Regions from separate parts of the Homo sapiens genome. Here region 2 is linked to region 1. A link is a contact called in ENCODE Hi-C data. All regions are on one chromosome and are shown on one strand. Each heading gives the region's core, a stretch centred on a gene start or an enhancer-like site at or near the end of the contact. The rest is flanking DNA. Distances are from core to core; before and after follow the strand shown. Region 1 holds the start of PEX7 (peroxisomal biogenesis factor 7). Region 2 holds the start of CCDC28A-AS1 (CCDC28A antisense RNA 1).

The links. A loop is a pair of places that touch in the nucleus more often than their neighbours do. Pooled maps may share reads with other maps.
Region 2: a loop to region 1 is called in a map of naive thymus-derived CD4-positive, alpha-beta T cell, with 20 times the contacts of the local background. The contact joins the promoter of CCDC28A-AS1 here to the promoter of PEX7 in region 1. A Hi-C loop is called at or near these places in 2 of 168 maps with a recorded cell type or tissue (CD8-positive, alpha-beta T cell and naive thymus-derived CD4-positive, alpha-beta T cell) and 10 of 50 pooled maps.

The regions. Positions count from the first base shown.
Region 1 is chr6:136,821,342-136,826,867 of GRCh38, reverse strand. PEX7 (peroxisomal biogenesis factor 7) reads right to left here and starts at 4,276. Exons shown (of 10, transcript NM_000288.4): 1 at 4,073-4,276; 2 at 1,597-1,654; 3 at 399-549. The coding sequence starts at 4,202. RefSeq lists enhancers at 3,666-3,825, 3,207-3,939, 3,940-4,672, 4,556-4,705 and a silencer at 3,996-4,375.
Region 2 is chr6:138,770,569-138,776,094 of GRCh38, reverse strand. It overlaps CCDC28A-AS1 (CCDC28A antisense RNA 1), which reads left to right and starts at 2,392. Exons shown (of 3, transcript NR_161205.1): 1 at 2,392-2,580. CCDC28A (coiled-coil domain containing 28A) reads right to left here and starts at 2,326. Exons shown (of 6, transcript NM_015439.3): 1 at 2,193-2,326; 2 at 1-16. RefSeq lists enhancers at 2,014-2,073, 2,434-2,493, 2,514-2,563, 1,927-2,600, 2,601-3,275.

The sequences.
Region 1 (5,526 bases), core at 3,027-5,526:
ACACCTCGGGAATCTCACTGAAGCCCCAAAGGCAATCTTGTGATGTCTATGTGAAAAGTCCACCTACCTCTACCTTAAGGCACCATGTGGCAAGCACATTCTTAGAGCACAAAGAAAGTGATGGGCCTCTCAGGAGGAAATGGTGCCAGAGTACACTGCTGGAGGTGTTCTTTCTGCCTAATGAGAAGACTGACCTTTTCTTTTCTTTCCCCACTCCTTAGGCCAAGAGGTACTTTATGTTTGAATAATCAAATAATAAGTGACATCTAGTATGTATAAGAAATGCTAACGTTTAAACTTGTCCCCTGAAGATATTTCTCCATGTGTCCATCCCCAAATGGATTTCAACCAAAGTCGAAGAAAGAAAAATAATCAGCCCAGAAAGATTTCCCTCCTACCTCCTGAGCGTGTTCTTTATAGACTTGCAGTGGCCCTGCAGCTTTGGCAGTGTCCCAGAGCTGCAGCGAGCCATCGCCACTACAGGTGATGAGGACATGTTCGTTGTTCTCACTCCAAGTCACATCAAACAAACCATCATTCCAGTCAAAGCTACACTAGGAAAAAACAAACAACAAAAAAATACAACACTTACATAGGCAGCTACACAACAAAAAAAATAACAATTATGGTTTTTTTTCTTTCAATTTATCACACATTTTAACACGTATATCTCATGTAATCTGCACAACTACGGGAGTTAAGTAGAGTAGGTACTTGACAAATATGGCAACAGATTCAGAAAGGTTAAAAAAAACAGTCCAGTGGAATGTAGTAGTCCAAAAATGTAATAGTACACAGTATACTGCTCCACATTTTTTTATGTTTAAATTTTATAATTTATGAGTGGACACTAAGAGACAGGCTTCAGATTTGTTTTGTTTTTTATTTGAGAGAAAGAGTCTTGTTCTGTCATCCAGGCTGGAGTGTAGTGGCCCAATCACAGCTCACTACAGCCTTGAACTGGACTCAAGCAATCCTCCCACCTCAGCTTCCCAAGTAGCTGGGACTACGGCCTAAAAATTAAAAAAATTTTTAGGCTGGGCCCAGTGGCTCACGCATATAATACCCACTTTGGGAGGCCAAGGTGGGCAGATCACCTGAGGTCAGGAGTTTGAGACCAGCCTGGCCAAAATGATGAAACCCCATCTCTACTAAAAAATACAAAAATTAGCCGGGTGTGGTGGCGGGCACCTATAATCCCAGCTACTTGGGAGGCTGAGGCAGGAGAATCACTTGAACCCAGGAGGGGAAGACTGCACTGAGCCAAGATGGCGCCACTGTACTCCAGCCTGGGTGACAGAGCCAGACTCTGTGCATAAAAAAAAAAAATTTCTTTTAGAGACGGGGTCCTCCTATGTTGCCCACGAGGCTGGTCTTGAACTCCCGGCCTCAAGTGATCCTTCTGCCTCAGACTTGGGAATAGCTGGGACTACAGGTGCGCACCACCACAATCAGCTAAAAATAAGCTTCATCCTATGCAAACGCCAAGGTTCCTTTTATACTGTATATTAAAACATTAATCAAAGAGTCAAAACCTAATTCTATTAAGGCTTTAATAGCAACAATATATACCTTTAATAATTTCAGCCCCCTTACCTTCTAAAAAGCCTTAGCCCAGCTTCATCTGGATCCAATATTAGTAGGGTTCCACAGCCTAAAGAGAAAAAAAATCAAGGTCATCCCTTTGAACCTGCCAGGGTAACATCGAAAGTCAAGGAGTTATCAAGTAATTGATACCTGATTTTAATACCACAAATTTTTCCCCAAAGTATTTGGGACCTTGAATACCAAATGGTCAGGTGATCAATTTCTCCCTAAAGTTTTTGGGACATGAATACCAAATGTGTTCTCTATTTCTGTTTTTCCATATTGTACTTCAGTTACTAAATATTCAACTTCCCATTGCACCTATGATTGGAATTCAGACATGGACCTAACAGGGGGGTGAAATACTTAAGGGCCTACTCTGTAGCCAGACAAGGCACCAGAGACACAAACCTTCCAAGTTGGTGTTATCATTCCTACTGACAGATGAGAAACCTCTGGCTTACAGACCCCAGGGACTGCACTCCTCACCAGTAAATCTAAAACACATCTCACACAGGATTTTAAAACAAAATATGAATGCGGAGATACTTGGTGGGATTTACTACATAACTGGTGGTAATAAAGTGCTGAAAACAGTATTAATATGTTACCTGTCAAAGATTATTTTACCAAAGGGCCATTGTATTTTAAAAGTTATGTTTACTTTTTATAGAGACCAAGGGGGAAAATCTCTTCTATTTAAACATGACTGAATTTTTTTTTTTAAATACCAATTCCCTTTAAAGAGTTTTTGCATAAGATTTTAAGTAGCATTACAGGCCAGTCACAGTGGCTCACGCCTGTAATCCCAGCACTTTGGGAGGCCAAGGCAGGAAGATCGCTTGCACCCAGTTCCGGACCAGCCTGGGCAACATAGTGATACCCTGTCTCTACAAAAATAAAAAATCAAAAATTAGCCAGGTGTGATGGTACATGCCTGTGGTCCCAGCTACTGGTGAGGTTGAGACAGGAGGATCATATGAGCCCAGGAGGTGGAGGCTACGGTGAGCTGTGATTGCACCACTCTACTCAACCTAGGCAACAGGGTGAGACCCTGTCTCTAAAGAGAAAAAGAAAAAAGAAAAAAAGAAAACTACTACCATTATAGACTCATGAGTCTTCAGTCTAACTGGTGGGCCATGTAAATCTGAATGTGCAAGCACTAAGAGCTAATAATGAAAATAAATCAAGTATTTCTCTGAGTTTTAGAAGTAACATTTTTTTCTGCTGTAGGACAAAACAAAAAAATACAATAGACCACTGACATTATGAAATGAGTTTTTGCATCTCGCTTCAGTGCGTATAATAGCTAGGACATGAATTAAGGCAAAAGCGAGAATGAACCTACGCCTTTTCATCTAGTCCACGGACTAGATGGACTCTTTTTTTTGAGACGGAGTTTTGCTCTTCTTGCCCAGGCTGGAGTGCAATGGCACGATCTCGGCTCACCGCAACCTCTGCCTCCTGGGTTCAAACTATTCTCTTACCTCAGCCTCCCGAGTAGCTGGGATTACAGGCATGCGCCACCACGCCCGGCTAATTTTGTATTTTCAGTAGAGATGGGGTTTCTCCATGTTGGTCAGGCTGGTCTGGAACTCCCGAACTCAAGTGATCCGCCCACCTCGGCCTCCCAAAGTGCTGGGATTACAGACGTGAGCCACCGCACGGCGCTTGGCCTTTTTTCTTTTTAAGACGGGGTCTCAGTCTGTCACCCAGGCTGGAGTGGAGTGATGTGATCTCAGCTCACTGGGCTGGGGCAGAGTGATGTGATCTCAGCTCATTGTAGCCTCAACATCCCGGGCTCAAGCGATCCTCCCGCCTCAGCCTCCTGAGCAGCTTTAACCACAGGCTGAGCCAATGCGCGCGACGGGAGACAATTAACTGGAGTCTGTAACACCTACTTGCGAATGTGTGCATTCCTCGTTAGACAACTACAGGTAAGAACTGAACTTGATATATTTCATGGTGTCACCCGTGGGACTCCAGGCGTCCATTCAGGAGCATCGTCCTTAGGAAGGCCAGCCCGCAGGTCGCAGCTCAGTGCTCGAATGCAGACTGGGAATTGTGGGCCAACTCGCGAGCCCTGGGTCGGTTCTGGCTCAGACCGTCTTCCCCGTACTGCTGTGCCGAGCGGACCGATCCAAGGGACCGCGCAGGCTCCCCCGGCTCTCCCTACGGGGACGTGTGCCTGGGCGTGTGACACGTGGCGGAGGCAGCGCGGTCTCAAGGAACAAGGACACGGGCTACTAGGCTACACGTATATGCACTTGCACACAACTGGAAGATCGACTCCTGCTTCAGACCAACTCCTCGCACTCGGCAAAGAAAGGAGAAGCGCCGACCAGCGCCTCTTCTGCCCCCTGGCGTGGACCCGCGGAACCGTCTACGCTCAGAGGGGCTTTCCCTCGAGCGCGAGGAACTGGAGCCCGGCTGGCCCCCGCCTCCGCCTCCGCCCCCCGGCCCCAGCTGCGCGGCGCCGCCTCACCCGCGATGCCGTAGTGCTGCGCGGTGGCGCAGGCCAGGCGGCCCGGCAGGTACGGGGAGAACTCGGCGGCGTAGCCGTGGCGTCCCGGCGTCCGCAGCATCCGCGCCGCTCCACCGCACACCGCACTCATCCCGCCCGCCGCCCCCGGCCCTCGCTGCCCCGGCCGCGGAAGCCGTTCCGAGTCGGAGGCACACTGGCGCGGTTAGAGAGACCAGGCAGACCGGACGGAAGTGTGGGCCCCGTGCCCTGTGTTTGAGATTCTGATTGGTCCGCACAGGAAAGGGCGTTGACTCCGACGGAGACCATTTTTGTTTTGGGTGAATCCAAACTGAATTGCGCCTGCTGCAAAGATACAGATCTATCAGGGGAGTGATCCAGGGTTAGGTATTATTAATAATTACGACAGCTTTTGTCGTTGCATCTCAGCCTCCTCTGCGGTGCTATCTGGTTTTTATTTCATTGAGCGTTTGGAAGACTGGCATCAGGAACTTTTCCTGATGATTATAAAGTGAGAAAAGTTACAGCCGACTCTGAAACCACGCAGCGCGTCCAAAATTGCGTGCTGCGTTGCCCAAGGAAACTGGAAGCAATGAGAACTTAAGTCCGTGGAGTCACTGCGGTCTTTAGGAATAAGAGCGTGGGCTGGTGGGCTACTTTCACACTGTAACTGGAAAAGATGAAACACCAACTCCAAACCAACTCCCCATGCTTGGCAAGTGAGAAAAAGGAGCTGGCCAGTTCTAATGAAGCTAAGCAAAAAAGCAGCACATCATCATATACAACTTTTTTAAAAAGTATTACTATACATGTATATATTGTATGGTAATAAGTGCTCAGATGCTGGTGCTCATTCATTCATTTATTGCCAGGCATATACTATGTGGAGAATGACCAAATATAATTTATCTGCCAAACCAAGATACTTTTGAGAGTAAAGAGGGTGTAATTATTAAGCCAGGTCAACAGGCACAAACCAAGTCGTATGATCATCTTAACCATATACCAAGAACAGTACTAGGCATTTGGGATTCAAAATAATGGGATATGGTCCATGGCCTCAAGAGATTAGAGAAGAAGACTAAAAGAGAAGTCATGTAATTAGTTAAGTGTAATCAAAATACTGTAGAGGCTATGATAAATTTATATGGGGTATTTTTAAAAGGTGATTGTCCGTGCCAGAGGTATGGAAATTGCAGGAAAGGCTGCAGAAGAGAGATAAGTCTTTATGGTGATTGCACACAGATGAGTAGGTTTTCTTTAGGTAGACAAGAAGATGGAGATCTTTGTAGGAGCAGGAATAACATGAGCAACCCAGGAGATTTAAACCAGCATGATCCATAGGGGGTCGTGGCTGCCAGGACTCAGCCTGGCCAGATGGAAGGGATACGGTGAAAAAAATATTGGGTGGGGAGACTGTAGAGTGTTTTACTGGGGCTAGATCATGAAGAGTCTTA
Region 2 (5,526 bases), core at 1,143-3,642, 2.0 Mb before region 1:
GCCAGCTTCTTAAGACCTAAATAAGGAATACAGCAATTATATATGTATGCTATAATATGCAAACATGAAAGAAATTCAAAGACCCATTTCACAGGGTCAAAAGAGGATCAAGAATTCCAGAGGGCATAAGAGAAAGTTAGAAAATGGGTCTCTTAAGTTTAATGTACTCTACTATGTACCCATAAGCCCCTAGCAAAATTGTCTGGTAGACAGTTTTTGTTTTGTTTTGTTTTACCATTTTCTTTATTTCTTCATCCTACAAATATTTACTGATTCTCTTCCACAAGCCAGACACTATTGTGGGTACTGGAGAGACGGCACTGAACAAGGTGTTTGACCTCAAGAAGCCTACATTTTACAAGGGGAACAACATATAAACAATAAACAAATGATCCACATAATATTCCCAGCCTGATTCAAGCTTCAGGTGGCCTTTAGGTCTTTCTTCCAAAATGTATGCTTAAGAAGAACCAAGTAGATTCAAACAGATGTATAATTGTCATAGGGATTTTACTAGCATTTTAAAAATCAACTAGAAGCCTTACTTCAACTACTAAACAGAAACTCAGTTTCTAGCTAGGGCTAATAATGATTCTAGCTTGGTGATAAGTGAAGTTCTAGAAAATCAAACTTGTTCGTTGCCTATTTTGAATATACTTTCTCTAACCATTTCCAAACAAACGTGAATTTTATGATATATATTTAGTTTTGCCCATATCAAAAAAGTTAACAATGTGAAGTTACAGATGGCCCTTCCATGCGGAATACGTGTAAGGCCTCCTAGTTATCCCTACACAATCCCCTTACTTTATCTATTAATCCGCTCTATTTTCTAACATCCATCTATTTAAAAAATACCCTTCCGGCCGGGCTCACGCCTGTAATCCCAGCACTTTGGAAGGCCAAGGCGGGCGGATCACGAGGTCAGGAGATCGAGACCATCCTGGCTAACACGGTGAAACCCCGTCTCTACTAAAAATACAAAAAATTAGCCGGGAGTGGTGGCGGGCGCCTGTAGTCCCAGCTACTCAGGAGGCTGAGGCAGGACAATGGCATGAACCCGGGAGGCGGAGCTTGCCCTGAGCCGAGATGGTGCCACTGCGACAGAGCGAGACTCCGTCTCAAAAACAAAACAAAACAAAACAAAACAAAACAAAAAAACCCCTTCCATACTTTATTTGTGCATAGTGTTAAATTTTTCTTAACTTCATTATTTCATATATCATAAGATGAATTTATATGGCTATCTCTACCTCATCAGGTTGTAAATTGCCTTCTAGAAACATTAGGCCGTTTTTGGCATGCTGTGTTTAATTTAGGCATGCCATGACCATTCAAAAAGATTCAAACCCATTGCTGTCGCTTAAAATAATTATTTGATGAATTCAATAAATTTTTCTTTTTCCTTTTGCCTGGACTTAGTGCCACTGGCACTGGAATTTAAACCACTGAGCTTAAATTGGCTGACGCTAGACAATTACAACTGGAGCTACAATACTGCCAAAGAAGAGGCTTTCTGGGAAAGGCTCCAATGCCCAGTCTCTAATCCCAGATACCACTGGGTGTCAATCCACTTAAACCTTGGCTAACAATTTTTCTTTTAAGAAGCATTTTTTGTAACAGAACAATAATTCTGGTGTTGTTTCAACATGCAACACAAATTAAATGAGAGTTTGAAAGATGACTGAATAGAGACGATTAGTTCTCTGAAGAGGCAAGGATCTGTAAAAATGTATGATACGCATAAACACGCTGGCCTGAAATTTAACGATGCTAATACACACTTGGTGGTACAAGAAAAAAAAATCTAGGAAGTAAAGCAATGCAAATAAACCAGTGGTGGTCTAAACCACAATATTCTGCGGAGCCAGCACTCGCGATTTCCTCGTTTTTGGAAAATTACATCTGTCACAAGAGCACTGAAACCCTTCCTGTATATCAAACAGCAAAGAATGTTTTAGAGAAGGCATAATAAGTAAACTGCTCATAGTTACTTATTCACACAGTGGTTTTAAGTGCCAGGTCTTGCCTCCAAGCAGTACCACTGGGCATCCCTCTTGACATCACCTCATTCCCCTTCCCCAATCTACCGAAGCGATGACCCTTCACCGCCCAGTACCCAGCAGTGACCAGAGTGGTGGGAAGGGCCTAAAGGGGCAGGTTGCGGAGGTTCCTTTGCTTCCACTACATACCTGAAGAAGAAGGGTATTGGGGCCCCCTTCCGCAACCCGCAAAGACCCGACAGCCTCAGAAGCCACCGCCGCAGCCACAAGCAGAGCCCCGGTCACATCCCGGGACCCGCTCCTCCGCAGCTCCGTTTGTTTACGGAAGTGACGTAAGAGGTACAGCCTCCATGCCCCAAGCGGAAGCCCCGCCTTTTCCTGCTCCCCCAGTGTCGCTCTTGGCTCCGCCCTCGGCATTTCATTGCTTCCCCTGTCCTTCCTTTAGCTGTAACTCCGGCGGGCGTGTTGGGTGTGTCGTTTTAGGCTCTGTGACCCAGGAGCAAGACGCAATAAGCGGGTGCAGTGGAGGTAGAAACGGGAAATGCAGTACCCTTTCCGGAAGCTACTCCGCCCCTCGGTGAGTGTTAGATTCCCCCCCCGAACTACAATTCCCAGAATGCTGTTCGAGCATGCCCGAAGGCGGAACCAGAGTGTCGCCATGCAACTGTTCCTTGGTTGTTTCCGATTGGTTGCCCGGACTTCTCGCGGCTAAACTAATTTTGGCTCCAAGGCGGCGTGAAGAGTGTGATTCTGTTCAGCGACCGTGATTCTGTTCAGCGACCATGATGTTGAGCCCCTAATTGAGAGTCTGTTACCACTATTAATAGCTACTCTGTTCGGGCCCTACACATAACGGTGTATCTAAACCTCTCTACAATTTTATGGGTAGGTGTTATACTCTCTGTTTTACAAATGGGGAATTTGAGGCTCAGAAAGGCTAATTGATGCAGGTGTCTCTCTGTCGTCAAAGATAGTTCTACTTCCACTATACTTAAAGCCTCTGGAGAAGGAATTGCAGGCTGAGAGAAAGAGATCTATCTTAAATGAGGGAAGAAATGCACGTTTCATTGCCTGGTCTGGGTAGCCTTCCCGGTGTTGGAGTGGGAGGTGGGAAGGTTTTAGATTCACAGGTCCTTAGATTGAAGGGACTCTGGAGGAACACCACATAGCACCCCCCGCATTAGCTAATGGGGAAACCATATCTAGAGATTGTATCCATGCCAGAAAAGGCAGAGCAAAGACAACCCCAGTCTCTTGGCTTCTAGGATAGGATGTTCTTCCGCCACCCGCCATTTAAAAAAAAAAAACAAAACTATTGAAATGTTAAAAAAAAAAAGCACAGAATAAACAACGCACCCACTATCCAGAACGAACAGATTTATGAATGAAAGAAATGGAGCATTACAGATAAAGAAGGTGTTCCCTATTCTCAGTCCCATTCTACTACCACCCTCAGAGAGGCAACCAGGATCATGAATTTGATATGTATCTTGCCAATCTAGGTTTCTATATTTAAACTATTACTATGTATTATAAACAATATGTAGAATGGTTTGGGGCATTTGAAGTTTTACATGAATGCTATTATATTTTGTGTATTGATCTGCAACTTGATTTTTTCACCAAATTCTGTGTTTTTGAGAGCTATCCACATTGATAAATATAGCTAGACTTTATCAAATAGATTTGTCACAAATTATTTGGGAATTCCCATAGTGATGGATGTTTAGGTTGTTTCCCATTTTTCACCATTACAAACACTACTGTACAGTCTGCTCAATATCTTTTCCCAGTTTCTCCTTTTAATTAATGTCGAATTGTCTTATTTGTATGAACAGAGCTTGCAACTGGTGATTCACATGCTACTTTTTTTTTTTTCAAATTGGTTGCTAACAGCTAAAATTGAAAGAATAAAAACAATGTGGCATCCCATGAATTAACGGGAAGATCTGACTACGTTAGATGTGCATTGTAGCCTGGCAACAATGGTTCAAGCTGGAAAGCATCTGCCTCCTTTACCTCAGTTCAAGTAATATCTAGTTTTTCTTTGTCTTTAGTACCCATCTGAGCCCTGTAGCATTTGTGTTTACAACCTCCAACATGATGTAGGGACACAGGAAAGTACCCTTCTAAATGGACATGTTTCAGGTATTCAGAAATAGGTATTCAGGTTTTGAATACCTATTTTAAGTCCCTATTTTAGCCACACCCTGTGATAGGAGGTCAGGATGCATCTATCAACAAAAGGTACAAGAGCTTTATAGTCAGAGATCTTATATTCCCGATATAAGAGACTGACAATAAATTAGTATGCAAATAAAATAGTTTCATTTAGTCAGATGAGAGTCCTGAAATAACAGCTTAAGGTCAAAAGTAGTTTGTACTGAAGGAGAAGTATCAGGGAAGGCCTTCCCGAAAATGCAGCTTTGAGGTAGAGATATGAATAAAGTGCATGAGCCAGCCATGGAATGATCTGAGGAAAATGAGTCCTTGAGTGCCAGGCACGGTGGCTTTTGCCTGTAATCCAGCACTTTGGGAGGCTGAGGCAGACAAATAGCTTGAACCTAAGAGCTGGAGACCAGCCTAGGCAACATAGCAAAACCCTGTCTTTACAAGAAATACAAAAATTAGCTGGGCATGGTGATGCAGGCCTGTAGTCCCAGCTGCTTGAGTGGCTGAAGTGGGAGGATCACCTGAACCCAGGAGGTCAAGGCTGCAGTTAGCCATGATCATGTCACTGTGCTCCAGCCTGGGTTACAAAATGAGACCCTGTCTCAAAAAAATAAAAAAAAAATAAGAAGGAGAAGGAGAAGAAAAGAAGCATTCTTGAATAGAACATACGGCTAAAATGCAGGCCATTAGGCAAAATGAACTTTAACATGTTTGAGGAAGCAGAGGGTTAGTGAGGTGAATTGTACTGGGCTAGGGACAGAGTGACGCAAGATAGAGTTGTTGTAGAGGTACAGTTTCAAGTGTGATTTCTTTAATCTAAAATCTAGAGTTCCTCCCTGAGAGAAATGATCTTTCAGATTTTCTAGATTTTCCTTTAATTCCTTTAAACTGTAAGCATCCATTCTTTGGATTAACTGTTAAATGCAGACCTTGTATAAATTACTCCAATCATATACTTTCTTCCTGAGGATTATATTTAGAGGATGGGAGCTTTGATTAACAAGACCCTTCCCCTGCCTCCCAGTACTCATACATTGTATAGCATAGGTAGGTAAGGAGGAATACTGCTGGCGAATTTCCTAGTAGTGGCAGTGGAGAGCCATTGAGAGAAAAATCTGCTGGGGGCCCAGAAATCTCTATTTAAAAAAAATTTGTCTTATGGAAAATTTCAAACATATACTGAGGAAGACAGAAGACTATAATGAATCCCTCATCCAGCCATTAACCCCTGGCCAATGATGTCGATTATAGCTGTTACCAGTGACGTTGACCCTGATCCTTTATGGAATGGAATTTTTGTTATGTTATTTTTTAGGGTGCTATGAGGATAAGAAAAGAAACAGGCATTTGA